7 separate regions of the Homo sapiens genome follow, and regions 1, 2, 3, 4, 6 and 7 are each linked to region 5. The links are chromatin loops, found by intact Hi-C in ENCODE. Cell type or tissue: endothelial cell of umbilical vein. All regions are shown on one strand. Region 1 overlaps AOPEP (aminopeptidase O (putative)). Region 2 overlaps AOPEP (aminopeptidase O (putative)). Region 3 holds the start of LOC124902219 (a long non-coding RNA gene). Region 4 overlaps AOPEP (aminopeptidase O (putative)). Region 5 overlaps AOPEP (aminopeptidase O (putative)). Region 6 overlaps FANCC (FA complementation group C). Region 7 overlaps AOPEP (aminopeptidase O (putative)).

Region 1 (4,000 bases), 49 kb after region 5:
TTATTTTCTTGAGAAGCATAGATCAGGAATGTTTTCCCTTTGGCCCCTTGTAATTGGTCTGGCAGGATCTGGGGTTGGGGAGGTGGACACAAGGATCCCACACATCTCTTGTGAAATACTTGGAAATTTTCAATTTGAGTGTTTATGATGCTTCCAACATATATAATAACATAAAATATTAATGTACACGTGGTTGTAAGAGATCCAGTTGACCAGAGGATTGCATGTTTCATCATTTAAATAATATGCTTTGTGTTAGATTGCATATAGTGTATGCTTTTAACAAGAGTTAGGGGAATAATAGCACGGGAACATTTGACACTTACAATCTGGAAACATGAGAATTATTTATGCCAGTAAATTATTTCAGATAGTATTTGCGAATGATGGTATGTGTCTGTTTTAGGTTCTGTGGTGCCACTTTTAGAAACTCCACAAGCAAACCATGGCTCAAAGTTTGTAGTAATCTTTTTGAACTGTAACTATTAGAATTTCCCAAAAATCTAATAAATATGCTTTTCTTTGTATAAAATGAGCTATATGAATATTTGCTGCTACTTGAATTTTCTTTCCAAAATTTGTTTATAGACATACTCCCTAAAGATGTTTGATAATCAGAAATAACTGATTCTGCTAGACAAATATGCACCAATTGATTGATTTTCTTTATTTTGAAGAAAATTTTTTTCCTCTTAATTATTTGGTGGCTTCCTTTGCTGGCAAATCCAATTTTATGCCCCACAAATAATGTGAACAGTAGAGACTTCTACTTGTAAGTTTCGGCAATTCTTTAAAATATGTTAAGTTTTTGCTTCAACATATAAAGGTTTTTCTTTTCTGAATTGTGTTTTCAGCAGCAATTCAAACCAATTGTATTTTTCCATTATACAAATTACTAATTTAGAATAAATATATTTCATTTCTGTCATGATATCCTAGTAGGCAGGCTCTTGGGCAGACACCTGATATGTGTATGTATTATTAAGTTGTCTACTTTTGTTTCTTAGAAATGTTTATCATTTAAAAAGTAACAGATGGAAGAAGACCATTTATTGAAGACTGTGGCCTGGCTAGTGTGTGGGCAGTAAGGGGTGACTGCACCTGGGTTCTGTGGCTCTGAACGTTTTCTGTTTCTTTTTGGATTATGAGGAGGGAGAACTCTTGGTTTTGTTTTGAGGAACTTCATTGATTATATCTTAATTTTGCCTTATTGGCAAAAAGCACCATGTGAAAATTTATGCAGCGTATAGATTTTCACTGTGTTTTATTTGGTTCAGAGCCGAGTCTGGAAGATGACTTAGTTTATAAGTTCTGTCTCGTGTCCTGTAGCCAAGCTTTCTGTCTCCTTTAATGAGGGCACTGTGTGATTAGAAGCTGTTTCCTCCCATTCCTGTGGACTGAAGGGGCAACCTGAGGGTCTGCTAAGGTGGTGGGTGTGTTTTCTGGGAAGAGTGAAAGGGGATTTGTCAGCCTTTGGGGGAACTTGATAAAAATGAAAGATATTTTATGTCAGTGGGATCACCTTTTTAATCCAAGGGGCAAAAGAAAACTGGTTTCTATTGTGCCCCTGCCCGAAGGCCGCCTGCATGTGACTTTCAAAGGACCCTGCTTGTGTTGAATTTCAGCCAGCAAGTCTCCAGCATACAGAATTTGAGATTTCCCCCACCCCCACCGTTTCTTCTGTTTTTGTTCCATGTAAACAGTTCCCTGCGTAGTAACATAGACAAATATAGCAGAGAATGCTTTTCTGGAAGAAGAATGCTCCCTAAGCATTTTTTAACCATTTTTGGGAAGAATTGATCTTTCTGTGTGTTTCAGACAGACTGGAGAGGGGGAGGCCGTGGCTGTAAATTGAAGTGACATCATATGTATTGCCCCCATTGATCCGCTTTTAGTCTCCAGCCAGGATAAAAGGAAATGGCATCAGGGAGGAAGCATGCTTCATTTAGGCACAGATCCCAGAGTGATAATGGGGTAATAATAGAACTCATGCCACTGTCAATCCGTGGCTGCATTAGTCCCAGGCTTATTCTCTGTCTGGGGAGCCGCACAGTGACTTTCTTCGTGTGAGGCTGCAGCGCACCAGCTGGGCCACGCCGGGAGGTGCCCTCCTTTGCTTTCGGAGGGGTGCAGGCAATGGGGCTTGGATGTTGCCATTTGCTGGTCTCTTGTCACAGGCCCTGCCTCTGCAAGGTCAGTCATGGGACATGTCCGTGGCATTTTCTGATGTAGGAGGTGAGCTGGCCTGTTCTGCATCATGCTAATGGAAGAAATGGTGGCGGAACCTCAGTTGCGTGGGTGGTCTTCTGGGAGCACAGAGTGAGTGATGCCCCCGTGACAGCAGTAAGAGGCTTCTGCAAGAGTCAGGGGTTTTTCTTAGTTGAGCTGCCTCTAGTTTAGGAGGGTGGGTTTGGAAAATTCATATTTTCTTTCCAGGAGCATGCATAAAAACTCTCCCAAACCATTCAAAGTCGTACAGCTTGCGTCGACTCTGAAGTTGGGAAAAACATGCAGTGGACTTTTTTCTTTGTACAGTTCTTAGTATTTAGCAACTATGAGATCTTCCATGTTTAGAGTAGAACACAGACTTCTAAAATCCTTAACAAGCAGCATTTGTACTTGACTGACCTCGTTTAGCATTTTATTTCTTGTACTCATTTCAGTAAGTTTCATAGTTCTGTGAAGTTCTCTTGCAAGTACCCACATCACTTTGGCACCTTGTAGTCCTATTTTGTGTAAATTTCCGAGGCAGATGCATTTTAAAAATAATGAGCTGGTCTCTGTATGGAAAAAATAACCCCATCATGAATTTCTTGTTTATGCAAAGGAAAGGACTTTTGCATTCCTGTCACTGTTGAACTGTGGGTGTGAGCACTGTTGGGCCCCCAGAAATAAAGGCAAGTTCTTTTTATACTGTCTGAAGGAGCTGCTTTCTTAGGTGGTGATGCTTGGAGGTAAGGTCCTTTATTTTTCACGATCACTCTGTGGTACGACCAAAGCCTTATCTCTCTCCCGCCAGTGCTGCTGTATTAAACACAGCTGGCCTTTCAGTCTTAAATTCAGCTGATCTTAAAATAAATAAATAAACGCAGCTGGCCTAGAAGTCATGTGAAGTTTGCTTTGATTTCCACGTGGGTGGAAGTGGAGTGGTCCACATAGCATGTCCCACTCCCCCTGTGCCCGCCCCGGGCTCCTCGTACCACCCGGTGCTGCCTTGAGCACATCTGCTGATACGTGGTCTCTTTCATTTGCTTTACAAACATTTTGGTTTATTACATGACCACTGCTTTTTCATTTGTAGGGTGGCTTTACGGGGAGCAAATGTTTATTTTACAAAGACAAATGTATGGAAGCTGTTTAACCACATTTTTGCTTCAATATGCTCTTTTTAAGGTCTATTATCTTATCCTTTAAAAATGTTGTAATGTGTACTTTGCGAATGAAAGATGCTTTATTAGTTTTATTGTCTGTGTCCCAAAATAACGTTTGTTCACTGATTTTTTTTCCCTACTTTTTTCAGAAACTACATTTCCCCCCATGAGTTAGAATAGTTACAACTAAAAGCCAGGTGGCCGCAGGTTGTTTACCAAGTGAGAGTCATTTCAAGTCTATTCAGAAGAATGGGACTCACAGAAACCTGGGAGCATGAAGCTGGCTCTGGCAGCACTGTGGTCGGGGGCCTTGTTTTAGGGGGAGCAGATACCTGAGGGGAGTGTCCATCCTTGCTTCTTACCTCTCTCAAATTAGAGTCAGTCAGTGTGCTCCCTCCCTTACTTCCATCTCGCGGTCTTAAGTCAGGGAGTTTAGCTTTAAATATTTTCATTGTGTAAAATTTGGAGAGGACAAAAGCTTCCATTGATCCTTTTGGTTCTGTTTCTGTGTAGAGTTGCTGAGCTTTCAGCTTAAAAGAAAACTCAGATATACAGGTATGAATGCAGGTATTTTTGTAGGTTCACATATAGGTAATTGTTTGATTTTAAACTGGAGCTGTATCTATTGG
Region 2 (4,000 bases), 270 kb before region 5:
TGTTTTGGTGTTTAGGATCTGGCACATCAAAGGAGAAATGGGTTGTTCTCTCCAGACCATGAAAATGGACATTTATACTAAATACAGAATATAAACTCAAGAGCATGACAGAAGACTATGTTTTATCAAATAACTTAACACTTTAAAAAGCAGCAGCATTACATTCTGGCAGTTGCTCTCTAGTGGCAGATAGCACAGATCTGTCTGTGTCCTATCTGCAGCAGTCTCTGTGCTGTCTGCAATCTTGGCCAAGTCAAGATCCTTCAGTGGTCATGTTTGAGCAAGTGGATGCCCAAGGACTTTGACAGTTAGTTTATAACAAATTTTTTTTTGTTTTGGAACATGGCATAACATCTTTTCTAATAAGAGAGTATTTCAGGTTCTGGAAATATCATGGTTACTGTATATGCTGTGTTTAATCATTTTCTTTCTCTTTTTTTTTTTTTTTTTTTGAGACAGTGTCTCACTCTGTTGCCCAGGCTGGAGTGCAGTGGCATGATCACAACTCATTGCAAGCTTAATCTCCCAGGCTCAAGCGATCCTCCTGCCTCAGCCTCCTGGGTGTCTGGGACTACAGGTGCGCACCACCATGCTCAGCTAATTTTTTGTATTTTCTTTAGAGATGACATTTTGCCGTGTTGCTCAGGCTGATCTTGAACCCTTGGGCTCCAGTGATCCACCTGCCTTGACCTTCAAAGTGCGGGGATTACAAGTGTGAGCCACTGCATCTGGCCTAGTCATTTTCTTATGATGGTTTTAGAAATTCCTATTTTTACACCACATGGCAAATTGTAATGTTATGTAGTATTTGCACCGTGTAACCAGCTCATGGCAAGCACTTTAAACATACCCTTAGGTTCCTTCTGTATTGGTGTAGTTCTGTATTTGTTCTCTAGGTTTACACTTTTTTCTTCAGCATATATACCTTAGCCTTTATAAGAAATGGAATCTTAAAGGAAAATAAACTGTTGAAACTTACCTTTAAAACTTCCTAATTCATTTCAATATGACCTACAAATTAAGTGTCAGTTGCCTGTTTAAATTTAAAAGATGATTGAGCTCCTGAAGATCTAAAGATATTTAAGCTATACCAAATGCATTTTCTTACCTTAATCCCAGGTGCTTTTCAATTTCCAGGAATTTGTTGAAATATTTTGTCTTGGCAAGGATGAACTGAATACATGTTCAGTTTACCACATAGAATCTGGTGCTGGGAGTATATTTTAAACCTTGATGAGGTGGATTCAAAACCATTTAGAGAGAAAGGGGCACCCATTTGCAGTGTGTAAAGTCTGGATCTTCCTCTGAATGGAGAAATGTGCGTTCTATATTTATTCCCACAAAGAACTAGAATATAAATATTGAGATCTGAATGCCTTTTATTTATTTATTTTTATTGATTGATTTATTTACTGGCCTTGGCAATCCTCTGAGTTTATACTTGAGCTTATTTTGCCTCTAGATACAGTGCTCCCCGCCGAGTTTATCTGCACAGCTGCAGCGCCGGGAACATGATCACCAAATAAATCCTAGGGTGGGGGAGCTTGTCTTGCTTTCTGGCTGAAGGAAGTGTAGTTGCCTAAGACAGGAACAGAGGGACCTCTTGCCCTTCCTACAGTTTTTCCTGTTATAGGAAGTATAATGTCCTACAGAGAAGGACAGAAAGATGGTTGGTGCAGTGTAGGAAGTGGGAGTTGTAAGGTCAGACAGAGGCCAGCAATTGGGGGAGGGATAAGGAAGCCTGCTTATACTTGGAGTTGCCAAGAAAAGGCCTGCTAATCACCCATATACAAGTTTTCAATAATGAGAATTTCCTCAATATACTTAACAGCAAGAGTCCTACACAGGAAGCCCTGCAGTAAGTGGCCAGAGAATTTGCCAGATGCAGCCATTTTTAGCATCACTGAACTCTACAGTGGATTTTAAATAGTACTGGTTGGGAGGAGACCAGAGTTAGATTAAGCCTTTTCTCAAAGTTTGGTCTCTGGACCAGCATATTAATATTGGAACTTGTTAGAAATGCAGATTCTTAGAGCCCAGTAGTCTGTGTTTGAACCACTGGCCCAGCCAATTCAACCTAATTGTAGTGGCAAAGTCAAAATATTGGGAAAGAATGAGTGAAAACTTCATTATATGTTAGAACATCTTCTGATGTTTATATAGGGATGGCAGGGAATGCTGTTTCAAGTTGAAGGACGGAAAAAACAGCTTCAGTTATAGATACCAGTAACATGCAACATTGTTCCTGTAGGTGGAGAATACCCCCATTTGTGGCTACAATTCACCCTGGTCTGGAATCTAAATTCTGCCAGATTATAATACAAGAGAGCTTTTCACTTTGCCTCTTTTTTCGTTTTAAATATTTATTCCTTGATTGTATTAATATTTATATATGCATTGACCAGTGAAATTTTGTTTTCATGGCTTTGTGATGGCAAGAGTTGGTTTAAGTAGCTCATTGGTTCAGAAACACTAGATACATAAAAATTATCTTGATATCCTGTGTAAAATGTAGATTATTGGCTGCTATCCTTGCATGTCCAAGAATCTGCATTTTTTCTTTTTTGAGACGGAGTCTCGCTCTGTCACCCAGGCTGGAGTGCAGTGGTGCGATCTCGGCTCACTGCAAGCTCTGCCTCCTGGGTTCACGCCATTCTCCTGCCTCAGCCTCGCAAGTAGCTGGGACTACAGGCACTCACCACCACGCCCGGCTAATTTTTTGTATTTTTAGTAGAGACAGGGTTTCACCGTGTTAGCCAGGATGGTCTCGATCTCCCGACCTCGTGATCCACCTGCCTTGGCCTCCCAAAGTGCTGGGATTACAGGTGTGAGCCACCGCGCCCGGCCAAGAATCTGCATTTTTAACAGGCACCACTCACACCAGCCCACCCCCAACCTGCAACGTTGTTTATTGGGCTTGTGGTTCTCAGACTACATTTTGAGAAACACTGTGCTAAATTTCCAAGGAGAGTGATTTTAAAGTAACAGCTTTATTGAGATATAATTCACATGCCACAAAATTCACTCTTTAAAAGAATATAATTTATTGATTTTTAGTATATTTACAGAATTGTGCAACCATCACCACTGTATAATTTTAGGATATTTCCATCATTCCTCAAGGAATCCCTGTACTGATTGGCAGTGACTCCTCATTCTCTCTTTATCCCAGTCCTTGGCAACTACTTTCTGTCCCTGTGGATTTGCCTATTCTGGACATTTCATGTAAATGTAATCATAGAATATGTGGCCCTTCGTATCTTCCTTCTTTCACGTCTCACGGTGTTCTCAAGGTTCGTCCAGGTTGTGGCATGTCGGTACTTCAGTACTTCATTCCTTTTTACAGCTGAATAATATTCCACTGTGTGGATGGACATTTTGTTGATCCATTCATCAGTTGATGGTCATTTGGTTGTTTTGCTGTGCGTATGTTTTTTAAAACAATATTAACTATATCTGGGCCTTTTCAAATCATCACTGGATAATTCTGTAGAGTGTCTTAGAGGGGATTCCTATAGGAAGTGGGGACTGGATTTAGAGTCCCTTCTGTTCATGGATTTGAGGAGTCTGTATCTGTAATTTCTTTGGGCTAGTGAAATACATTCTTCTAAGAGCTAGAGCAGCTACTTTTTCTTCATAGCAGAACATTTGATATTGAAAAAAATCTTTTTACATGACTTGTTTAAGGACTATATTTCAAAATAGTTTCTATTAAAAATAGTATTCTTTAGCATTTCTGGGGAGGAGGAACTCTTACTGAAAAAGCTGGTATTTTTGTCTGTATTTTCTTTTCTTTTCCAATCTCTTCATTTTTACTCTACCGAACCCTATAACCCAACTCTATTAATCTAGATCCTCTTTCCAGCACATAAATATTTATGGACAGTAATAAATTATATTAGTTCTAATAGAGTTTAAAATGTTTTGTGAATTTTTATCCCAGCATGACAAAAATCACTGGGTGGTCTGATACCACCTTCATCTTTAAATATTTAACCAA
Region 3 (4,000 bases), 320 kb before region 5:
TTGCCTTCAGGACTTTTTTTGTCAGGTGGCAAGTTGGTTACTGTTCAGAGGATCTCAGTTACCCCATTACCACCTCTCCCAGGTGAAAATGTGCCCTGCCGCAAGTCAGGCTCTGGAACTTTCTTGAACTTCCTTTTTCTCTTCGAAAAGTCCTGTCCTCTTAGGGCTCTAATTTATTGGAAAAGTAATTCATTCCCAAATATTCATGGTTTCTAATATGTTAATATCACAGCCTTCTCAAATAACATATCTCTAAATCCACAATACTCAAAGTTAATGAAGAGAAGTTCAATCAGGTTGATGAGGAGGCTGGATTGTACACTCCCTTCTGCTAACACAAAAGGCCTTGGACACACCTGGGATCAAGTCAGAATGAACCTGGTTCTGGAAACACAAGCTTGCACAGTGTAGGGAGAGGCAGGTAGAAAAGGTGGCAGAGCTGTGTGTCTCTTCTGAGCCTCCCCTGGAGAATGAAATGGACCCAAATGTTATCTACCTCATCAGAAACAATTGGTAACTACAACCCAGTGTCTCCTGAGCTAAATTAGATTTTTGTACTACATGCTAAATGTAATGTGACGGGGAAAAAAGAAAGTTAGGTAGAAATCATGCTTTCCAAAGCTCTCTTTATTTAAATGGTCTGTTTTGGTCCAGGGACTGTATGATCTTTTTTTCTCTCTCTTTAAATTTATGAAAACTTTTTTTCTGATAGTGAAAGCAAAAATACTAGCTGTCTTCTGCTGAGTATACTCTGTGCCAGGCACATGCTAACTCCTTTACATTAACAGATGAGAAAATGGATGCCTAGAGCCAATAGCTGCCTCAAGATTGAACAGCTAATTAGTAGCTAAACCATGATCAGAACCCGAAGCCCATGTACTGGAGAGTGTTCCCCTAAAATCCATGTGCTTCCCAGAACCTCAGAATGTGACCTTATTTGGAAATAGGATCATCACAAATGTAAGTAAAATGAGGTTATACTGGAGGAGGGAGGGCCCCTAATCTGATATGCCTGGTGTCCTTAGAAGAGGAGAAGAGACAGACACACAAAAAGAATGTCACCTAATGATGGAGGGGGCAGTGATTGGAGTGAGGAGGAGGCTGGTAACACCAGGAGCTAAGAGAAAGGCGGAACAGGCCCTGTCAACAACTAGACTACAGGCTTGTAGCTTCCCCCACTGTGAAATACTACATTTCTCTTACAATCTGGCTGGCTTAAAAGTAAACAAAATGTATTGTTTCAGAGTTTTCCAGGCTGGAAATCTGGAGTTATTGTCTCAGTTGTTTCGTACTTTGTTAAAGCTCATGCAGCCTGCCATCTGAAACAATGCACCCTGCAAGGTGCTTAGTGTAGAAACTTTGGAAAACAGAGAATTCACTAAGTGCTCATGGTCCCACGTTCCAGAACCAGTCGCTGTAGAGTGTATATTTTCCAGTTTTCTTCACTTGCCTCTGAAGGCCATTCTGTCCACTTCTACCTTTTAAAAATAGTAGCAGTTCTCTTATGTATTTTCTTCTTTTGTTGTTTGATCAGCTGTACTCTTTATGGGATGTGCTTTCAAAAGAGTGAGAACCACTGTAAACTCCAGAATCCTGTTTTTCATCACCACCGCCACCATCCTCCTCCTCCTTCTCATCACCATCACCATCACCATCATCAACACCATCATCAGCTGGTTAGAATAGGTCCAGTTGAAATGAGAAGTGCCCCTACCCCAATCTTTGACTCAAAGCTTTGACACTAAAAACGGAACCACAGTCTCTGATGAGACTCCCCAGAAGATGGCAGTGTGGATCACAAAACCACACTATCCACTCAGTACCACTGAGCCCCAGCCCGTGGATCCTGGTGTAACCAGAAGGCCCCGGGCCTGCGGCCTTGGTAGCCAGGCCACCCGCTGCCCTGATGAGGCTGCTGGGAGTGAGTATTCCAGCTCTGCGTGGTCCTTTCGTCTTGTGAAAGAGAAAAACATTGAACTACAACTTTAAGCTCTTCATTTGAAGAAAGTTACAGTTCAGACACTGGAGATTTTTGTCACCAATATTTCAAGGTATCCACTCTAATGTCTATATTCTATCTCCTACTTATCTGAAGGGTTTAAGGCAGGCATCTCAGTATTGTGGATAAAAGAAGGAAGGGCTGAGAAAGAATTAAATGGAGAAAGTTCAGAAGGAGCAATGAAACAGAATACCAGGATCATTTATTTAATGCTTAATAGCTGTGGGATCCAGGGATACTCAATCCTCTGTTTTTTTCTTTCTTTTTTTTCCATGGGCATAATATCTGTTGCTGATTCTGCACTGTTTAACACAGCTCAAATGAGAAAATGACTATTAAAACTGTAAGATAGTATTTCTATCATTAAATATCCTTTGTATGATCTAGCAGGGATTCTTAAACATGATCAGAATCACCTAGATGGCTTATTAAACCATGGATTGCTGGGCTCTACCCCATCATTTCTGATTCAGTAGGTCTCAAGAGGGGCCAGAGAATTTGCAGCCCTAACAAATTTCCAGGTGATGCTGATGCTGCTGGTCCATGGAGGACACTTTGAGAACCACTGGGCTACAACAAATCTAAGAGAATGTGTTGCTTTCAAGCCCTTACTATAAGTCTCAGAACTTCCTAGGTGACTTTTTTTTTCCTCCCCCCAAGATGGAGTCTTGCTGTGTCACCCAGGCTGGAGTGCAGTGGTGCTCTCTCAGCTCACTGCAACCTCCGCCTCCTGGGTTCAAGCAATTCTCATGCCTCAGCCTCCGGAGTAGCTGGGATTACAGGCGCCCGCCACCATGCCTGGATAATTTTTGTATTTTTAGTAGAGATGGGGTTTCACCATGTTGGCCAGGCTGGGCGACTTGAGCTCCTGTCCTTGTGATCCGCTGGCCTTGGCCTCCCAAAGTGCTGGGATTACAGGCATGAGCCACCACGTCCGGCCCCTAGGTGACTTTTTAATGCAAAATTAAGGATAGCATTTCACAAAATTAGGAAATGCTGTTTGTGTATGTGTGAGTGTGTTCAGTGTCTAGATGTACCCAAAGGTAACCATCTTAGAGATCACACCATTTCCAGTGGGTGTGGAACTTGCACAAGTGCGTGTTTTCCACCTTATGGTGTCTACATACCCCACTCACTGCCATGAGAACCTGGTGGCTACTGAATTGACAGTCGGATCAATGTGACCCGACGGTTCCCTCAAAGACCAAAAGAAAAGCTTACAGACCACAGGACCTCCCTTGAGAATGTCACAAGAAGAGGTTGTGTTTGGTCACTGCTGGGCTTACAGCCCTTTACCTGGGTCCATTTTCCCTATAGGTTTATTTATTGCTTACTGTCCATCTTTCTCTCTACCCCCCACATGTAAAAATTTAATATGTCCCAAGAACAGTGGCTGGCAAAGGACAGGCATGCAGCAATTGTGTTGAATGAATAGATAAACGCTGGCAGTGCCCTTCTCTTCCCAAACACTTAAATGAGTTTGTGAAACGCATTTATGTGAGCCTGCTTAACACCTTCCAGAACAACTGTGAGGAAAGTTTCACATCGTTCCAGCAAAACCCACAGTCACCATTATAAACTATAAAACCCAGGTATTTGGAGAGGAGGCCCCAAATCCTTACTCACATCTTAAGCCAATCAAAATCCACGTAATTCAATCAAGAGTTAATCAACATCAATGAACACAGAATTATAGAACCAAAGAAGTTAGCGCTGGAAGGGGCTAAAAGATTCTGTAAGTCGCGGTACTCTCTGAATGAAGAAGCAGAAGGCCCCTCCTGACTATGTGGCTGTGGAGGAGCCCATGAAGAGTGAAGGGTGGGTGTCCCCTCCTAGGCTGGTGCTCCTGCTTAGCTTCTCTCCCGGACACCCTGAGACTGAGAAGCTCGCAGTGATGCCCTCCCACTAGCCCCATGTGGACATGATGCAAAGGGGAAGTGTGAGGACCAGCGGCCAGCTCCTGGCTCGCCCAGAGGCTCATCCCTATCACTCTGTTGACCT
Region 4 (4,000 bases), 65 kb before region 5:
TATACAAAATTATTTAAAATAATGTATAAAATTACCTTCAGGCTATGTGTATAAAAGGTACTCAGTATCCTCGGGGCATTGGTTCCAGGACTGCCCCCATACCAAAATCTCAGGATGCATAGTCAGCCTTGTGGAACTGAGGAAACAGAAAGCTGGTCCTTTGTATCTGGGGGTTCTACATCCCTGGAGTACTATATTTTCAGTCTGAGGTTGGTTGAATCTGCAGCTGATTGAATCCAAGCATGGAGAACCTGAGGATTGGGAGGACCAACTATATATGAAACATAAATAAATTTGTATTTTGACTTGGGTCCCATCCCCAAGATATTTCATTTGTATGTAGATATTCCAAAATCCAAAAATATCGGAAGTCTGAAACACTTCTGGTTCCAAATATTTTGGATAAAGGATACTCAAGCTTTACACACATTTGCTGTGTGGCCTTGAGAGAGTTACTCAACCACACTTAGCTTTAGTCCCCTTAGCTGTAAAACAGGGATGATTAACACAATAGTTTCTACCTTATAGGTGGATGTGAGGAATAAATACAATGAATACATGCAATCCATTTAGAACATGTATGTTAAGTTGAATCACAGGCAATTGCTGTTTTGGTGGATCTAAAATGAATATTGTCAGGGCCAGGTGCGGTGGCTCATGCCTGTAATCTCAGCACTTTGAGAGGCCGAGGCGGGCAGATCACTTGAGGTCAGGAGTTCGAGATCAGCCTGGCCAACATGGTGAAACCCCATCTCCACTAAATATAAAAATTAGCCTGGCATGGTGGCATGCCTATAATCCTAGCTACTCAGAAGGCTGAGGCACGAGAATTTCTTGAACCTGAGAGGCAGAGGCTGAAGTGAGCTCAGACTGCACTCCAGCCTGGACAGCAAAGTGAGACTCCATCTCAATAAATAAATAAATAAATAATAAAATAAAATAAAATAGAATGAATATTGGCAATTTCCTACAGTTCAGGTAAATACTTAACACGTTTGATGCTATCATCTATGTCCTCTGGCACTTGGAAAAGGTTTGTCCAACAAGTGGCAGAGGGCACAGGGACACAGCCCCCACTGCCCCTCCTGGCTTATTCTGATTTCCTCAGCCTGGCTCGTCCCCTCATGTCCGCATGGCTCTGGAGCTGGGCCCTTCCCTTTCCCTGCTGCCACCCTTCCCTGGGGACCACACAAGGCATCTGCTCCTGTCTCTTGACCAACCAGAACATGGAAACACCTCCCTCCCTTCCTGACAAGTATAATTGGCTGGAATGTTCAACAAGTTAATTTTACTAATTAAGAGAATGTTAAAAAAAAAAGTGCAAGAATGCCTGGTTACAAATGTAGAGCACAGGCATAAAAGGAAAGAGTCTGAAAGTTCAACAGAGATGCTCAAGCAAATCGCTAGAGGTAAGAATTGAATGAGCAGCACTTCTAAGACTACCCTTCTGGAACCTACATCTAGTCCAGCCCCTCTGAAGGGCAACCCTTGGGTCCCCTCTGGCTCTTCTCTGTAAAGCTCCTCTGGCCTCTGTTCAAAATCTCACCACTGTCCAGAGTGGAAAAAAGTTCTTGCCTTTATGGCTTCCGAGAGTTCCTACCTGATCATTGGCCTGTGCCTCTCCTAAGGTCTCAACTGTATGTCTTAGAATTCCTGCCCTACACCCCTCTATCCCTCAGGCACGTGGGATTCCCCTACCCACTCCTGTCTGTCTAGTGTTTTTATTTGAACCACATACACTAACAAGCGACCTGTGAAGAGTGTTTCTACCTGTTCTTGATGGGAGGATGCTATACCTATGCCAGCATTTTCTGAAAAACTTTAGAGCTCTCAGCTAGCCAGAAATGGACTCTGCCCTTTCCTGTTTCAAAGGTCAGCTCCACCAGCCTGAGCTGCCCACTCAGTTTGTTTCCTGTTAGAGGGACACCCTCAGCTCTCAGCTCTTTTAAACAGCAAAGATGACAGACATGTCCTGAATAATTGAACTCAAATAACCTTCCCTCTTTATTTTTCCAGACCATTTCCTGGTTAGTCAGCACTCAGGTCTTTCTAAGGGGGAGAGAATTCTCCATAGACCCCTAATTACATATTTACAGTACTTGGTGTTTCATTTTTGCAATAACATCTAGTAGGGTCCTTTTTCTTTATATAGAAAAACATGAAAAAGCAAGACATTTCATAATCACTGGTTAGTTAACTTTGGTTAATTTTTTTCAAAGCACATAGTAAGAAAATTCAAGCAGTTTAGAAAAGTATAAAATTCCATTTACTACCACTGTAGTCCCTTACCCAAAGATAATTACTGCTACTGTTTTCTTGTGAATCTTGGGAAAGTAAATTTTGTAAGTATACATGCATACTTCCATATTGCTGCTCCGTGTAGCACTGATTCATTATAATGCTATTTGACTATAAAATATTTCGTACAAAATTATTCATGTACATATGCCAGTCCATAATAATTCACTCTTATTTTGCCCATCCTAAGGATATCTTATGCACTCAGCCAGTAGGAAGAATCACTATGTACATTACATGTTCAGCTAATGAGCGTTAGTTTCCCATTCAGAAAAACTCTCATCCAGTGAGTGCTTTCTCATGTAACGCCAAATTCACTTTGTTCCACAGAGTATTTGCTTACTTCCTGTGCCCCTTTTTCCTACCATTTAGTTTGTGTTTTGGCCAACAGTTTTGATCTAGAATGGATGACAAAAACTATATGGGTATTCTGCTGGACCTGCCACAAAGACACGAAAGAAGAACATCCTGCTAGATGTTACAAATCTGCTTTACAGGAGTTCTTGCCCCTTTCAAGTCAATGGTTGAGGACAGAAGGAATAAGAAACAGGGACTGTACTATTCAACATTGTACTGGAGGTTATAGCCAGGGCAGTTAGGCAAAAAAGTGAACTACAAGGCATCCAGATTGGAAAGGAAGAAGTAAAACTGTCTCCATTTGTAGACATAATCTTATGTGGAGTAAATCCTAAGTAATCCTCCAAAAAAATAATTAGAGCTAATAAACAAGTTCAGTAAAGTTTCGAGATATAGGATCAACATACAAAAGTTAGCTGTATTTCCATACACTAGCTAAGAATAATCTGAAAGTTAAATTAGGAAAAATTCATTTACATCGCTTGAACCCGGGAGGCAGAGGTTGCAGTGAGTTGAGGTTGTGCCATTGCACTCCAGCCTAGGGGACACAGTGAGAGTCTGTCTCAAAAAAAAAAAAAAAAAAAAAAATCATTTACAGTAGCATCAAAGATAATAAGGTACTGATTCAAAACGGATCAAAAACCCAAATATAAAAGCTAAAATTATACAACAAACAGAAAAAATGTAGATGTAAATCTTCATGATCTTGCATTAGGCAATAGTTTCTTACATACTAGACACTGAAAGCATAAGCAACTGAAGGGAAAAAGAATCAGTAAATTGGACTGCATCAAAATTAAAAACTTTTGTGCGACAGAGGACTCCATCAAGAAAATAAAAAGACAACCTACAGAATGGGAGGTAATATTTGCAAATCATATATCTGTTAAGGGACTTGTATTCAGAATATATAAAGAACACTTACAACTCAACAATAAAGACAAATGACCCAATTAAAAAATGGTCAGTCTGGACCGGGCATGGTGGCTCACGCCTGTAATCCCAGCACTTTGGGAGGCTGAGGTGGGCAGATCACTTAAGGTCAGGAGTTCAAGACCAGCCTGGCCAACATGGTGAAACCCCGTCTCTACTGAAAACACAAAAATTATCCAGGTGTGGTGACATGCACCTGTAATCCCAGCTACTCAGGAGGCTGAGGCAGGAGAATTGCTTGAATCTGGGAGATGGAGGTTGCAGTGAGCTGAGATCGTGCCCCTGCACTCCAGCCTAGGCGACAGAGTGGGACTCCATCTCAAATAAAAAAAAAAAAGAAAAAAGAAAAAAAAAGGATCAATCTGGCTGGGCACAGTGGCTCATGCCTGTAATCCCAGCACTTTGGGACGCT
Region 5 (4,000 bases):
GCGCGGGGGCGCGGGGCGGCCGGAGCCCGGGGAGGGGTGGCGGGGGCAAGGTGCGCGGGGGCGCGGGGCGGCCGGAGCCCGGGAGCGGGAGCACGCCGTTCGTGGGGAGAACAATACAATGCCGGCGCGGGCGGGAGGGCGACCTGCGGGAGGCGGCGCGGCCGCTATACCTTTAAGGCAGGCCCCGCCCCCGCTCGGTGCCCGCCCGCCCGCCCGCGCCGCCGCCCAGGCCCCGCGCCCGCCGCCCGCGCCGCGCCTGAGGTGATGCGGACCCCGGGCGGGCGCAGGGCGCGGGCTCCGGCGCCGCCGCTGCGTCCTCCCCGGCCGCGGGCGAGGTACGGGGCGGGCACGCCGAGTTAGCGGGCGCGGGGCAGGGAGGCCGGGGCCGCTCCCGCGGTAAACTTGACTGTGTCCTCTTCCCCCGCAGCCGCTGCAGAGGGAGCGTCGCGCCGGGGCGGAGTGCGGGCTTGCGCGGCAAGTGCGCGCCGAGGTGAGTGCGGGCGGCGCGGTCCCTGCGCCCCGGTGGCGCCGGCGCGAGACCGCGGCTGGCGAGAGGCCCTGGCTCTGCGCTGCGGCGCGCGGGTGCGGGGACTACCCGCCAGGCTCCGGCTCGGGCGCGGGGAGCGGCCGTGACGAAGGTCGCGGCCCCTGCGGTGAGGCGCCCGGCGAGTTCCGCGGGCGGGCGCGGGTGGCCTCCCGAGGTGCGGGGAAGACCAGGTCGCGAGGCCGGGGGTCTCTGCTTTCTCGCGCTGGGGGATGGCCGTCAGGACCCTGTCGCCTTCTTTGAAATGCTGTGGTTTTTGAACCTCAGGTCACGAAATGGATTGGAGTGAACCGGAGACCCCGAAAACGGAAGCGCAGGGAGAAGGAAGAGGTGTTTGAAAAGGTAGGGGTTCCCGAGACGGTACTCGGTGCAGGTCTTGGTAAATCCGCTTCTGCCCCGTGAGGACCTGGTCATGACAATAGAGTAGTGTTTAATTTAAAAAGTTTTTGTTATAATAAACCATAGATTTAATATATGGGGAAATTCTACAGAAATATTGGTCGATAAGGCTAATGATCATTTATATAGTCTCATTAGGAGAGAGTAGCCCATGAAATTTGTTTCATGCTCATTAAATACAGCAATCGGACTTAAGTGGGTTCCATTATTATTTTAGATCAGCAGTGTTTATTATCTCAGTGTTAAGGTACCTCTGAAAAATGAAAAGTGTTCCGAATAAATCGCCCACAGTATTAGGTTTCCATGCTGTACTTTCTCTCACCTAGACTTTAAATTGGAGTCATCTAAGAAATAGAGAGAGAAGAAGAAAGAAGTGGATTACTTTTAAAACACTAGGAGGAATTTTATTTACTGTAAAGCAGATGAGAAATTTGTTTGCCCAAGTTTAGAATTTCAGTATGTTACTTTGCAGAAGTTTGGACTGCCTGTCTTTTGATTTTGTATTAAAACTTGATTTGTCATTGTAATATCATGAAATAAGGTAAGTAGCCCGTTGTTTTCTAAGTGACTTGCGGAAAACTCGTAAAAGTGAATAATTTTTTGACAAATATTACAGCAGATAGGTTTTTTTGTTGCTTTTGCTTAATTACATTTCACTGTTTTTTGATTCTTGATACCAGCAAGGGATTAAAATAGCGGTGTGTTTTTCTGCTGCTAGAATGTATGATGAATCACTCTTGATTCTGAAGCCAAATTCTTGCTGATAGCATTGCTGCCAATTTCTGTGCTATGTTGCCTTAGTATGGGCATTGCAGCGTCCGAGAATGTGCACAAAGCACATCAGAATAAAGGTGATCCCAGAGCTGCAGAGTGCACGTCAGGATACCAGAGGGCAGCTTCTGAGAGAGCTGGAAAAGGAACCAGCCTGCGAATATAGTTGTTTGTAGCTGGACTTTCAGTGTGCATGAAAAGGGGGACCCCACCCCTTTTCTTTTTCCACAGAGGGTCATATATGTCACTTCAGTTGAAGAATAATAGAAAAAGTTGTGATTTGGAACAGACTTGAGTTTTCTGACCATACCTCAGCATGGTATGGTAAGTTGTGTTTAATGGTTTAGGTGTTTTTTTAAATGTTTGTGAGGTGATGAATGAGATCATAAAATACCCAAAGAAGGAAAAGAATTATGGCTTGCTTGGTATTTTTTAAAAAATGTGTCGTTGCTGTTAATTTTTTTTTTTTTTTTTTGAGACGGAGTCTTGCTCTGTCACCCAGGCTGGAGTGCAGTGGCGTGATCTCGGCTCATTGAAGCCTCGGCCTCCCAGGTTCAAGCTATTCTTCTGCCTCAGCCTCCCGAATAGCTGGAACTACAGGCACATGGCACCACACCCTGCTAATTTTTGTATTTTTAGTAGAGACGGGGTTTCACTGTGTTAGCCAGGATGGTCTCGATCTCCTGACTTCGTGATCTGCCCGCCTCGGTGTCCCAAAGTGCTGGGATTACAGGCGTGAGCCACTGCACCCTGCCAGCTGTTAATTTTTAAGCCAAAAATAAGATTACCAAAATGCACAATGTGCTGTAGAAAGGAAGGGGAAGCCATTATCTTTGTGGATTACTAGATGTTGTCACTACCAAAATCTAACCTAGAAGTAACCGTATTTGTGACACCCATGACCTGACTACTGGGTCTCCTGAGAATCGGGGTGGGGAGAAAGTGGGGGGGGGACTGATTATTTTACCTTGCAGGAGAATGAAGTTCTTTGCCCAACCGTTTCCTCTTGATACAAGCTCTTGCGTTAAAACTTAGGGGGAAGATTTGCCTCTCACTTTTTTTCTTGGAAAATGTGGGCAGCAATTTTAAAGAGAACATGAAAATGGAGTAGGTTGAAACCAACATTCAGAACTTCCTTTCATGGATTGAAACTTAAAGCTGAGGAGGTTTGAGGGTGGAGGTGAGGAAGGGCTAGAAGATAGCAAATTTCAGAGTCATATCAGAGAATATGAACTGTCAGTGTTTCCAATGTTTCTCTTGGCTCTGCACAGCACTTCCAAGCCCTTTTGCTCACTGTTTTGCTTCTGCCACACCTAGGAGAAGATTCAGAGCTTGCTGAGGCAAAACATGCGATATTTCCAAGGGCCTTCCCCCTATTCTGAAATAGAAATTGAGCTTTGTGATCATGTGTATTCATTCCAAGGTCTATGTGTTAACCTTTTGCTAGGATTTGAACCTGTTATTAGTAGGAGCCGACGCAGTTCACTTGCTGTTGAGTCTAATAAGTTATTTTTAAAAACGTTTGCCATGTCACAAGTAGAAGCAGATTATTCAATTTCTCTTTTTTCCTGCATCCACTATATTTTTCTTCTGTGTTAAAATAAAGCTATGGTATTTTCTGATTTTATTCATTTTGTATTAGTGTAAAATAAAATGAATCTTAGTCATTTCTGGTAGATGCCGCTTTGAAATGTAGCCATTGCTTTTGATTGTCTACTTTGTTTTCCTTGCCTCCGTTCATCCCCTCCACATTGCCCTTGCCTCCAGCCCCGAAGGGTCTGTCTACACCTGCAGGCTTCTCTCAGGATTCAGCCTAGATGAGTAAATTCGGTGAAGTCATCTGTACTAACTCTGCTGGGGGTCACAACCTTTTTCCTCCGATAGGAGGGGGCAGCTTTTTTCCTGCCGTGTGGAAAGCAGAACCTCTGACCTGCCCGGGAAAGGAAAACAGTGCTCTAGTGAGAGGACGGACTCTGACCACGGGCGCTGAGCAAGGAGCTACACGGTAGAACGGCATCTTCCAGGGATGTTTGTTTTCCCCTTAAAGAAAATCTCGAAGGTGCTGAGTAGTAGGCACAGTCTGATGTAACCTGAAATACTAGTTGAGTTTTTCAGTGAACTCACAAGGGGAAGCAAAACAAACTCACCCTGTGCTCAGCTGTGGGTTAAAATAACGAATAGTGAAATAAAGTAAATTGGGGACTGAGATGTACCATGCAGATAAAGTGATGTAAAGTGCTCTGCCGGCCTTTCCCCGCCTTCTGCTTCCAGTCATCCCACCCACCA
Region 6 (4,000 bases), 120 kb after region 5:
ACTCCATGGTTAGTACTCCCACTAACTTAGTACTCCATGGTTAAAACTCCCACTAACTGCCAGCCACATCTCAGCTTCATGGCTGTGAGCTCCTCGTCTCTTGCCGTCTGTAAATCTAATGCATTTCCCAAGAAGTACTCATATTTTCAAAATAAAAATGTAATGTGTTGTAAGAGAACATGCATGGTGTATTTTGCCTTTCAGAAGAGTTCTGTTAAGAATGACTTTTATTTTTCTTGGCTTTCTTTAGCTTTAAAGTCTTTTAAAAATATTGGTCAGCCCTCACATGGTGAAGGGAGTATATTGCTACCCTTTATTCTGAGCTGAGAAAAATCCTACATGAATATTTCATGATATTAATGCCTAACTCAATTCTGTGTTTCTATTATTAGAATCTTAAAAGGCTAAAGAAAATAAAGTTATCTTAATTCTTAGGCACTGGCCTTTAAATTTACACTGATTTTTGAGTTTTTACCTCTAATTACCAAAAAGCTCAGAGGAACAGGAGGGAATCAGAAACTCTAATTTCCCCATGATACAGCCAGAGACTACCACAACATTTTCTGATTCATGCTTGGAAATGGAACCTTTTTTACATCAATTACTAGAAGAAACAGTGTAACGTTTACCTGAACATCTCATCAACAACCCGGAATATGGCAGGGTGGCAGGCTGCTTGAGGCTGTAAAAGGAGAAGACCATGAGAATGTGAAATATCACAAGCACTTTCTCAGAAACTTGCTATTATCAGCCAAAGGAGTTACTGGGAACTGCTGATGTCCAGAAAACTGGCATACTCCTTTTGGTTAGAAGAACGAACCACTGCTGTACTGAAAACGCCCCACATACAAGTGCATACGGTGGTCTCCCTGGGCAGGGGTTACAGGCAGCTTATTCCTCTGTATACTCCTGTATGTCCCACATTTTCTATAAAAGCTCAGGCGATCCATAATACAGAATCAGTAAGTATTAGAGAAACTTTAAACATCCCTCTGCCCGCATGCCGTGGAGCCTGCCTGTACTGCCAGTTCTACTGAAGTGTGCCTGTGTGACCTCCTCAAATGGCTAGATGTGCCTCGAGGTCAGGCCCGTGCCTGCAGCCTGTTTATTCGGTAATGGGTACATAACAATTTAGAATTATTATTGGCAAACCAGTGACCACTACCACGCTGGACTAAATCACATCACATCTTAATGCACTTAACAGCTTGCGTTAAGATGAAAAGGGGGTTCATGAAGAAGAATAAAAGTTATCTAATTTCTCCTTGAATATTTCGGTGATGGGTTCTGATTATTTGAGTCTGCAGAAGCTGGCCTCCGGTAGCCCTGGGAGCTGGGGGGAGCTTCACTGGCCCAGTCCCTGGTTCCCTATCTTTTTGGCCAGAGCTCAAAGTATGAGATGATGCCAGATGAAAATGCCCATTTGTGTTCCAAAACAGATCCTTTATAGCAGGGTCCGTAACTTTCTCGGCACCAGGTACCGGTTTCTTGGAAGGCAATGTTTCCACAGACCGGGAGGGGGAGATGGTTTTGGGATGAAACGGTTGCTCCTCAGATCATCAGAGGACAACCCGATTCCAGGCATGCGCAGTCAGGATGGGGCTCTGGTTCCGTGGGAAGCGAAGCGCGGGGCTCTGACAGGGGCAGGTGCGGGCGGGAAGGCTAGGGGCTCCTCTCCGCTGTGCGCCCAGGGGGCGGGGACCCCTGCTTCACAGCAGCATTCACATGTTAGTGGATCAGGCGCTATTGGAAATTCAAGTCAGAGTGCATTTGATATGACTAGCTTTGGGAAACACTGTTCACAGGCCCCCGTCGGCAAGAAAAAAGGAGGCGCTCTGCTCCGGCCGTGCCCTGGATCACACTGAGGCAGGACCGCGCCTCCTCGCGGCCTCCCCGATGACATTGAGCCCGCGCCATCTAGCGTCCACTGGTCAGCACTGCTGGACCCGCCGGGCTCCAGGCAGGAGCTCTGCCACTTTTTCAGGACAGGATAAATCTCCTTTTAATTATTTCAAGATTTCTAATTTGCAAGTTAAAATGTCCTACTCTTTAAATAATCTATGCTCCCTCATCCTTCACTGATGTGCATTTTTATCTAAAAGGAACCAACTTGATATTCTTACAGATAAATTCATTATCTATGCAAGAAAATAATTTGGCAGGACCACCGTTCAAGAGAGGAGAGGCAGGTTATTTCGTGGCTTCGAACTTAGGCATGTCAGTTAATCTCCTGATGCCCAGTCTCACTGTAAATAATAAAAGTTATTAAGAGGTCACCGGATATAAGCACGGAAAATATAAAAGTTTCTATGTATTCATAATGAAAAAATAAAACAAGGGAAAAGCAACCGTATGTCTTGAAGAAATGTGATTCATCTAAGTTTGCCAGAGCAATTTTCAAAGTTTGTACAACAACATGCCTATTGAATAAGAGTGTTTAAGATCAAATAGCACTGTTATGTGCCCACAGGCAGACAGATAAGAGCTTGGAAATGCGTTGATAGAAAGTAAGATGAAACTTGAAAATGGTAAAATTAAATTTCTTTTTTCTAAATGGTCAAACTATCCCAGAGCCATTCTATAGGTTTGATGCTAGTAGAGAATCATTCAATACTAATTATAGGGATTTCCAAACAGCAAAGAAAATGATGATCAGATGTAGATTAGGGCTACTATGAAAACCACTGGGGGAGCAAGGAAGACAGCTCTTACTCAGTTTGTTAGAAGAGAGTGAGAGCTTAGATCTGCTCCTCTTCTGTGCGCTGTTTTCTAGCAAAATCGCTCAATCCAATGTTTTAAATGCCTGCTGGCTGTGTGGAATCTGCTTGTTCTTCCCCATACAGATGGACTCTCCTCTTAGATTTCTTTCTTTCCAAATATTTCAGACCCTTGGCTACTCTCAGCCTGCTTCCACAACCCATTTTAGCTTTTAAAACAGGTAAGAGGCCAGGAGGCAGGGGAACCTGCAGAAACAGCAACGGCAGAGATTTTGATTTGAAAACCAGTCTCCTTTTTTTTTTTTTTGAGACAGGGTCTCATTCTGTTGCCAGGCTGGAGTGCAGTGGTGATCTTGGCTCACTGCAACCTCCAACTCCTGGGTTCAAAAGATTCTCCTGCCTTAGCCTCCTGAGTAGCTGGGATTACAGGCACGTGCCACCACACCTGGCTAATTTTTGTATTTTTAGTAGAGATGGGGTTTCACCGTGTTGGCCAGGATGGTCTCGATCTCCTGACCTCACTGAAAAAAAAGAAAACCAGTCTCCCTTGCTACCCCTACAGCTGTGAACTGCTCCTTCTCATCTGCACCCCTCACCGATGGCTTTTAAAATGACACTCTTTATACTTTTTGAGCACATAATTTCAGGGTCAGTGAGTCCCCTCATGAGGACTAGAGTACTACAGGTCAGGCATATGTCCCAGCGACATCAAATCACAAAAGCAATCTTAAGCTGCTTTTCTTATCAAGATAATCTTCCAAATAGAATTAAGGTTTTAATACACGCTTCTTTGGAAGCCGTATCTTCCCCCCTAAATCTCTGTAGCATCTTCATGAGTGATGACGCAGGCATCTAACCTCTGATCCTGTTTTATTTGTAAGGTGGGGCACTCCGGTAACACACCAGAGGTCACGCTGCAAGCCAGGGCTCTGAAGCCCCATGACTGCGGCCATTATCTTTTCTATAAAAGCGGGGAAATAAAATAAACCTTTTGTGGTTTCCATCTGTTTGTTTTTCTCCATCCTACCAAAATCTGTTCCTTCTCAAGCTCTCTCTTCTCCATCTGGCCTAACAATTTCCACAGGCAGATCATTTCAACTCGAGGGGAGCTATGTCAGCAGGAGGTCTTCAATAACATGAGTCTTGTCCTTCCCTCCTTATCTCCCCCCTCAGGCTTTTCACTGAATGCCCAGGATGACTAGGGAGCGAAGATGGAGAGCTCTGGGTTCTGCCCTCCCTCTTGTATAGACCCGATTGTTCTGCTGGGTGTGCATCCCCTTGGG
Region 7 (4,000 bases), 220 kb before region 5:
ATTCTGTCGCCCAGGCTGGAGTGCAGTGGCACGATCTCCGCTCACTGCAAGCTCTGCCTCCCAGGTTTACGCCATTCTCCTGCCTCAGCCTCCCGAGTAGCTGGGACTACAGGCACCCGCCACCACGCCTGGCTAATTTTTTGTATTTTTAGCAGAGACGGGGTTTCACCGTGTTAGCCAGGATGGTCTCTATCTCGTGATCTTGTGATCCGCCCGCCTTGGCCTCCCAAAGTGCTGGGATTATAGGCGTGAAAGTTTTATTTTTATAGAGTCTAATTTAGTATATCCCTGCTTCCTAGAAAAATAAAATACTCTGAGGGCTGGGTGCCATGGCTCACACCTGTAATCCCAGCACTTTGGGAGGCCGAGGCGGGCGGATCACGAGGTCAGGAGATCGAGACCATCCTGCCTAACACAGTGAAATGCCGTCTCTACTAAAAATACAAAAAAAATTAGCCGGGCGTGGTGGCAGGCGCGTGTAATCCCAGCTACTTGGGCTGAGGCAGGAGAATTGCTTGAACCCGGGAGGCGGAGGTTGCAGTGAGCCAAGATCGTGCCACTGCACTCCAGCCTGGGCGACAGAGTGAGACTCCGTCTCAAAAAAAAAAGAAACAAAAAAAGAAAAAGAAAATACTCTGCTTCTGTTTTTTGTGGGAAGCCTCAAGTAAATGAAGAAGACTGCCTAATGGAAGCTCCTTCCAGATGAAGGAGAAAAAGCATATGAACAAGTGAAAGGTGTTAAAAACTACATGTGCCCTTGCATAGGATCTGATTTCATTTTTTAGTGCAAAAGTAAGACTGTAGACATTACTTCATTCTGGGCAAAATGCTACTCTCTGGCCTGCCCAATAGACTAGCTCTCTGACATTCTCTTTCTTTTGACTTTGTGTGGGAAATTCCAGGAAAAAGCCAAGATCTGAGAGTCCAGACCCTCCTGTGTGCAACTGAAAGCCAACTTTTCAAATGAGCAGTACTATTTAGACTGCTCCCATAGTATGCAACCAGGAATTACGTATGAGGAAATGGTAAATTAAGAGGCATTTAGGAATGGTTATGATTAAGTATTTTCCTCACAAAGAAAGAATGCAAAGTAGAGAAAGCTCCTTGTTTCTAGAACTAGGGAAACTTTATTCCACGCCAGTACACATACATTCCTATGTTTTTAAGGGTAAACGTATTAATCTTTTCCCATTAGAAAGATGCCGGTGAGCCAGTAATTTCTAAATCTGTGTCAGTTAATTCTTTTGTTTTGTGATTTGTTGTTGACTAGTTCTTGCTTACCCTCCTGGCACTGCGCTTACTGTACACGACATATGTGAAAGTCATCATGGTTTCTTTCAGACATTGATGATTCTGGCAGGCATGTATATACCAGTTCTCATTGCTGTGGATTTTTGTCTTGGACTTGACATTCATGAATGTTCCATGTGAGTAAAGCACTCAAGTTTACCTGTGACCACCTGGAGCAGTATGATTTGGTGTCCAGTTAGCTGATCCAGCTTAAGGGGAACTGGGTCACCTGCATTGAAGGTCAGAGTGGCCGGTGAGACTTGAATAACAAGCCTGGTGGGGCATATTCCTTTAGGTATCCCGTTAGCCAACAAGGAAAACCTATAGAGGCGCTTGTGTTCAGCAGATGGCGCTCTTTTACCTAGTTCACAAGAATGATCTTGAAGGTCATTCTCTCTTGCCTCTCCTGTGCCTGAGGCGGTACCATGTTGCAGGCAAGGAAAACCGAAGCCTTGCTGGGTAGCATCAGTGCTTGCAAAGTGGTGGCCTGACCTGGCACATTGCCCTGGTTAGGCAATGCTGGTGCCCAGGGCGTCTTACTGTCTCGTTTGTTCTGGTGCCAGTTACAACCCTTGAGCAACTGCGGAGAAGAACTAACAAGAGACAGTCACGCTATGGGTATTCACGAGGGTGGCACTCACTTAGAAAACTGGAAGGTGTAGACGCGGCATCTGCAAAGTCCTGACAGAAAGCTAGTTTGCTGAAAGACCCAAGCAGTGGAGAAGGAGGCCAGGAGGGGAAGAGCAGCCAAAATGGGGAGCTCTCTCTCCTTTTCGTGAATGTATTATATTTATTGTACAGATGTATGTATATTATATATTTAAAATATATGATATATACATTCTCTATAGTATGTCTGTATACACTTATAAGTGTACATGTTTCTGAATATACATATTCCTGTAAACATTGTTAGGCATCTTTAATTTGTGATACAAAGATGTTCCAAAGTAATCATAACATATATAATAGTTTGGATAGGAATTGCTGAAATAAGGAATTGTGGTTAGAGAAAGAAACAATTTTGAGGTAGCAAAGTAGCAGGGGCTACTGAAGGATTGAGGAAAGAAAGATTATATGTTAAATAAAAGCACGTATCAATTTGATATTTCCGAATGCTTCATGCTGTTTGTCTAACCTATAGTGGAGAGGTTGAAAAAGTAAAATGGATGGTTTTCATAGGAAGAATTTAAGTGCCTGTTTTAATTTGCAGTGAAAACAATAACTCTTTAATATGAGAAGTTCCATGAGATGCTTAACTTGGCAGAGCTATGATCTAACTTAGCCTCTGCACAAGCAGAGTGGTTATGTGTGTGTGGTTATAGCTGTGCTTTTAATTATATTAAGTGAGTTTATCCAAGACTCACCTACTAATAGGACACTGACTTTTCATAAATTTCTTATTTAATTTACTATTGGTAGGCATGACTGATGTGTAAAAATGACTACCGTATCTTGATTTTTCTTCTCTTAAAATTTTTTATGAAAAATGATTATCTCAGCTAAGTTTCTCACAGGTTTAGTATAAAAAGTTCTCTCTCCTCTCATGAACTGACTACTCCTTCATGTTCTTCCTTTTTCCCTCTTCACTGAGAATTATTCTTCCTCCTGTGGAAAATAGAATCTTCAAAACTATTCACAGGACAGTTTTTAGAAGTCATTGAAAAAATAATTAAGATAACTGTTTTAACACTCTTTAGTTATGATACTTATTTTCAAAATTAAATTTTATTTATTTTTATTTTTATTTTGGAGATGGAGTTTCACTCTGTCGCCCAGGCTGGAGTACAGTGGTGCAATCTTGGCCCACTGCAACCTCTGCCTCTTGGGTTCAAGTGATTCTCCTGCTTCAGCCTCCTGAGTAGCTAGGATTACAGGTGCCCACCACCACGCCTGGCTAATTTTTGTATTTTTAGTAGAGTCAGGGTTTCACCCATGTTGGCCAGGCTGGTCTTGAACTCTGGACCTCAGGTGATCCTCTCGCCTTGGCCTCCCAAAGTGCTGGGATTACCGGCGTGAGTCACTGTGCCTGGCCCAGAACTATATTTTATTTTATTTTATTTTATTTTGAGACGGAGTTTAGCTCTTGTTGCCCAGGCTGAAGTGCAATGGCACGATCTCAGCACACTGCAAACTCCGCCTCCCGGGGTTCAAGTGATTCTCCAGCCTCAGCCTCCTGAGTAGCTGGGATTACAGGCATGTGCCACTATGCCCGGCTAATTTTGTAGTTTTAGTAGAGATGAGGTTTCCGCTATGTTGGCCAGGCTGGTCTCAAACTCCCGATCTCAGGTGATCCACCCGCCTCGGCCTCCCAAAGTGCTGGGATTATAGGCGTGAGCCACTGCGCCCGGCCCAAAAACTAAATTTTAAACTGCCTCTTGTGATTTGAAAATTGATCCATTTCAAGTTCTGTTATAGCTGCAAAAAGCACAGTCATCTAAGGAAAATTTCAGTCCTGTTGTGGAGATGAAAATGTCTATTTGGGTCTTGTAACAGCTGTTATTGTCAATACGTCATACGATACATGTATCTTACTAGTGAGACAACTGAAGTATGAGAGTTTTTCCCCCTAAATACAGTCCAATAGGAGAAAGTGATGTAGGGGCGTTAGAGAACTCTGGTCTCTTTCTGAGGAGGTCAGAAGTCCAGCTTTACAGAATCTGCCCAGAAAGAAGGGCAAGCTGGGTGGCGGCTTGTGCCTGAAGTTAAG

Evidence for each region. A loop is a pair of places that touch in the nucleus more often than their neighbours do. Peaks named below come from ENCODE experiments on the same cell type or tissue, not always from the same donor. Only the 100,000 strongest peaks of a DNase experiment are listed, where the experiment ranks them.
Region 1: a loop joins it to region 5, with 3 times the contacts of the local background. A loop is called at or near these places in 31 of 110 quality-filtered maps.
Region 2: it touches region 5 in a loop (2.3-fold over the local background); 4 of 110 quality-filtered maps call a loop at or near these places.
Region 3: it touches region 5 in a loop (3-fold over the local background); 12 of 110 quality-filtered maps call a loop at or near these places.
Region 4: it touches region 5 in a loop (2.6-fold over the local background); 33 of 110 quality-filtered maps call a loop at or near these places.
Region 6: it touches region 5 in a loop (5-fold over the local background); 14 of 110 quality-filtered maps call a loop at or near these places.
Region 7: a loop joins it to region 5, with 6 times the contacts of the local background. A loop is called at or near these places in 60 of 110 quality-filtered maps.

What each region holds. Positions count from the first base shown.
Region 1 is chr9:95,054,214-95,058,213 of GRCh38, forward strand. All of the region lies in intron 13 of AOPEP (aminopeptidase O (putative)), which reads left to right. Among named protein-coding and RNA genes, the nearest start is that of MIR6081, 9.1 kb to the right of the region's middle. In endothelial cell of umbilical vein, no CTCF peak of the experiment used is centred here; DNase peaks (open chromatin) are centred at 1,528 and 1,658; H3K27ac peaks cover 1,107 bases.
Region 2 is chr9:94,732,673-94,736,672 of GRCh38, forward strand. All of the region lies in intron 1 of AOPEP (aminopeptidase O (putative)), which reads left to right. Among named protein-coding and RNA genes, the nearest start is that of AOPEP, 8.0 kb to the left of the region's middle. In endothelial cell of umbilical vein, no CTCF peak of the experiment used is centred here; a DNase peak (open chromatin) is centred at 1,659.
Region 3 is chr9:94,679,834-94,683,833 of GRCh38, forward strand. LOC124902219 (a long non-coding RNA gene) reads left to right here and starts at 1,861. Exons shown (of 2, transcript XR_007061675.1): 1 at 1,861-2,051. In endothelial cell of umbilical vein, a CTCF peak has its summit at 1,778 (motif pointing right); a DNase peak (open chromatin) is centred at 1,798.
Region 4 is chr9:94,939,685-94,943,684 of GRCh38, forward strand. The region is part of intron 7 of AOPEP (aminopeptidase O (putative)); the gene reads left to right. The region is part of intron 1 of AOPEP-AS1 (AOPEP antisense RNA 1); the gene reads right to left. Among named protein-coding and RNA genes, the nearest start is that of AOPEP-AS1, 3.9 kb to the right of the region's middle. In endothelial cell of umbilical vein, no CTCF peak of the experiment used is centred here; a DNase peak (open chromatin) is centred at 1,967; H3K27ac peaks cover 1,435 bases.
Region 5 is chr9:95,004,731-95,008,730 of GRCh38, forward strand. It overlaps AOPEP (aminopeptidase O (putative)), which reads left to right. Exons shown (of 17, transcript NM_001193329.3): 12 at 428-490; 13 at 812-886. Among named protein-coding and RNA genes, the nearest start is that of MIR6081, 59 kb to the right of the region's middle. RefSeq lists silencers at 1-30, 41-230, 321-610. In endothelial cell of umbilical vein, no CTCF peak of the experiment used is centred here; DNase peaks (open chromatin) are centred at 1,721, 2,921 and 3,601; H3K4me3 peaks cover 2,917 bases; H3K27ac peaks cover 2,847 bases.
Region 6 is chr9:95,125,900-95,129,899 of GRCh38, forward strand. FANCC (FA complementation group C) reads right to left here. Exons shown (of 15, transcript NM_000136.3): 9 at 630-682. It also overlaps a transcript of AOPEP not described here. Among named protein-coding and RNA genes, the nearest start is that of MIR3074, 42 kb to the left of the region's middle. In endothelial cell of umbilical vein, a CTCF peak has its summit at 1,918 (motif pointing left); a DNase peak (open chromatin) is centred at 1,882; H3K4me3 peaks cover 299 bases.
Region 7 is chr9:94,781,592-94,785,591 of GRCh38, forward strand. The region is part of intron 3 of AOPEP (aminopeptidase O (putative)); the gene reads left to right. Among named protein-coding and RNA genes, the nearest start is that of MIR2278, 26 kb to the right of the region's middle. In endothelial cell of umbilical vein, a CTCF peak has its summit at 1,622 (motif pointing right); a DNase peak (open chromatin) is centred at 1,630.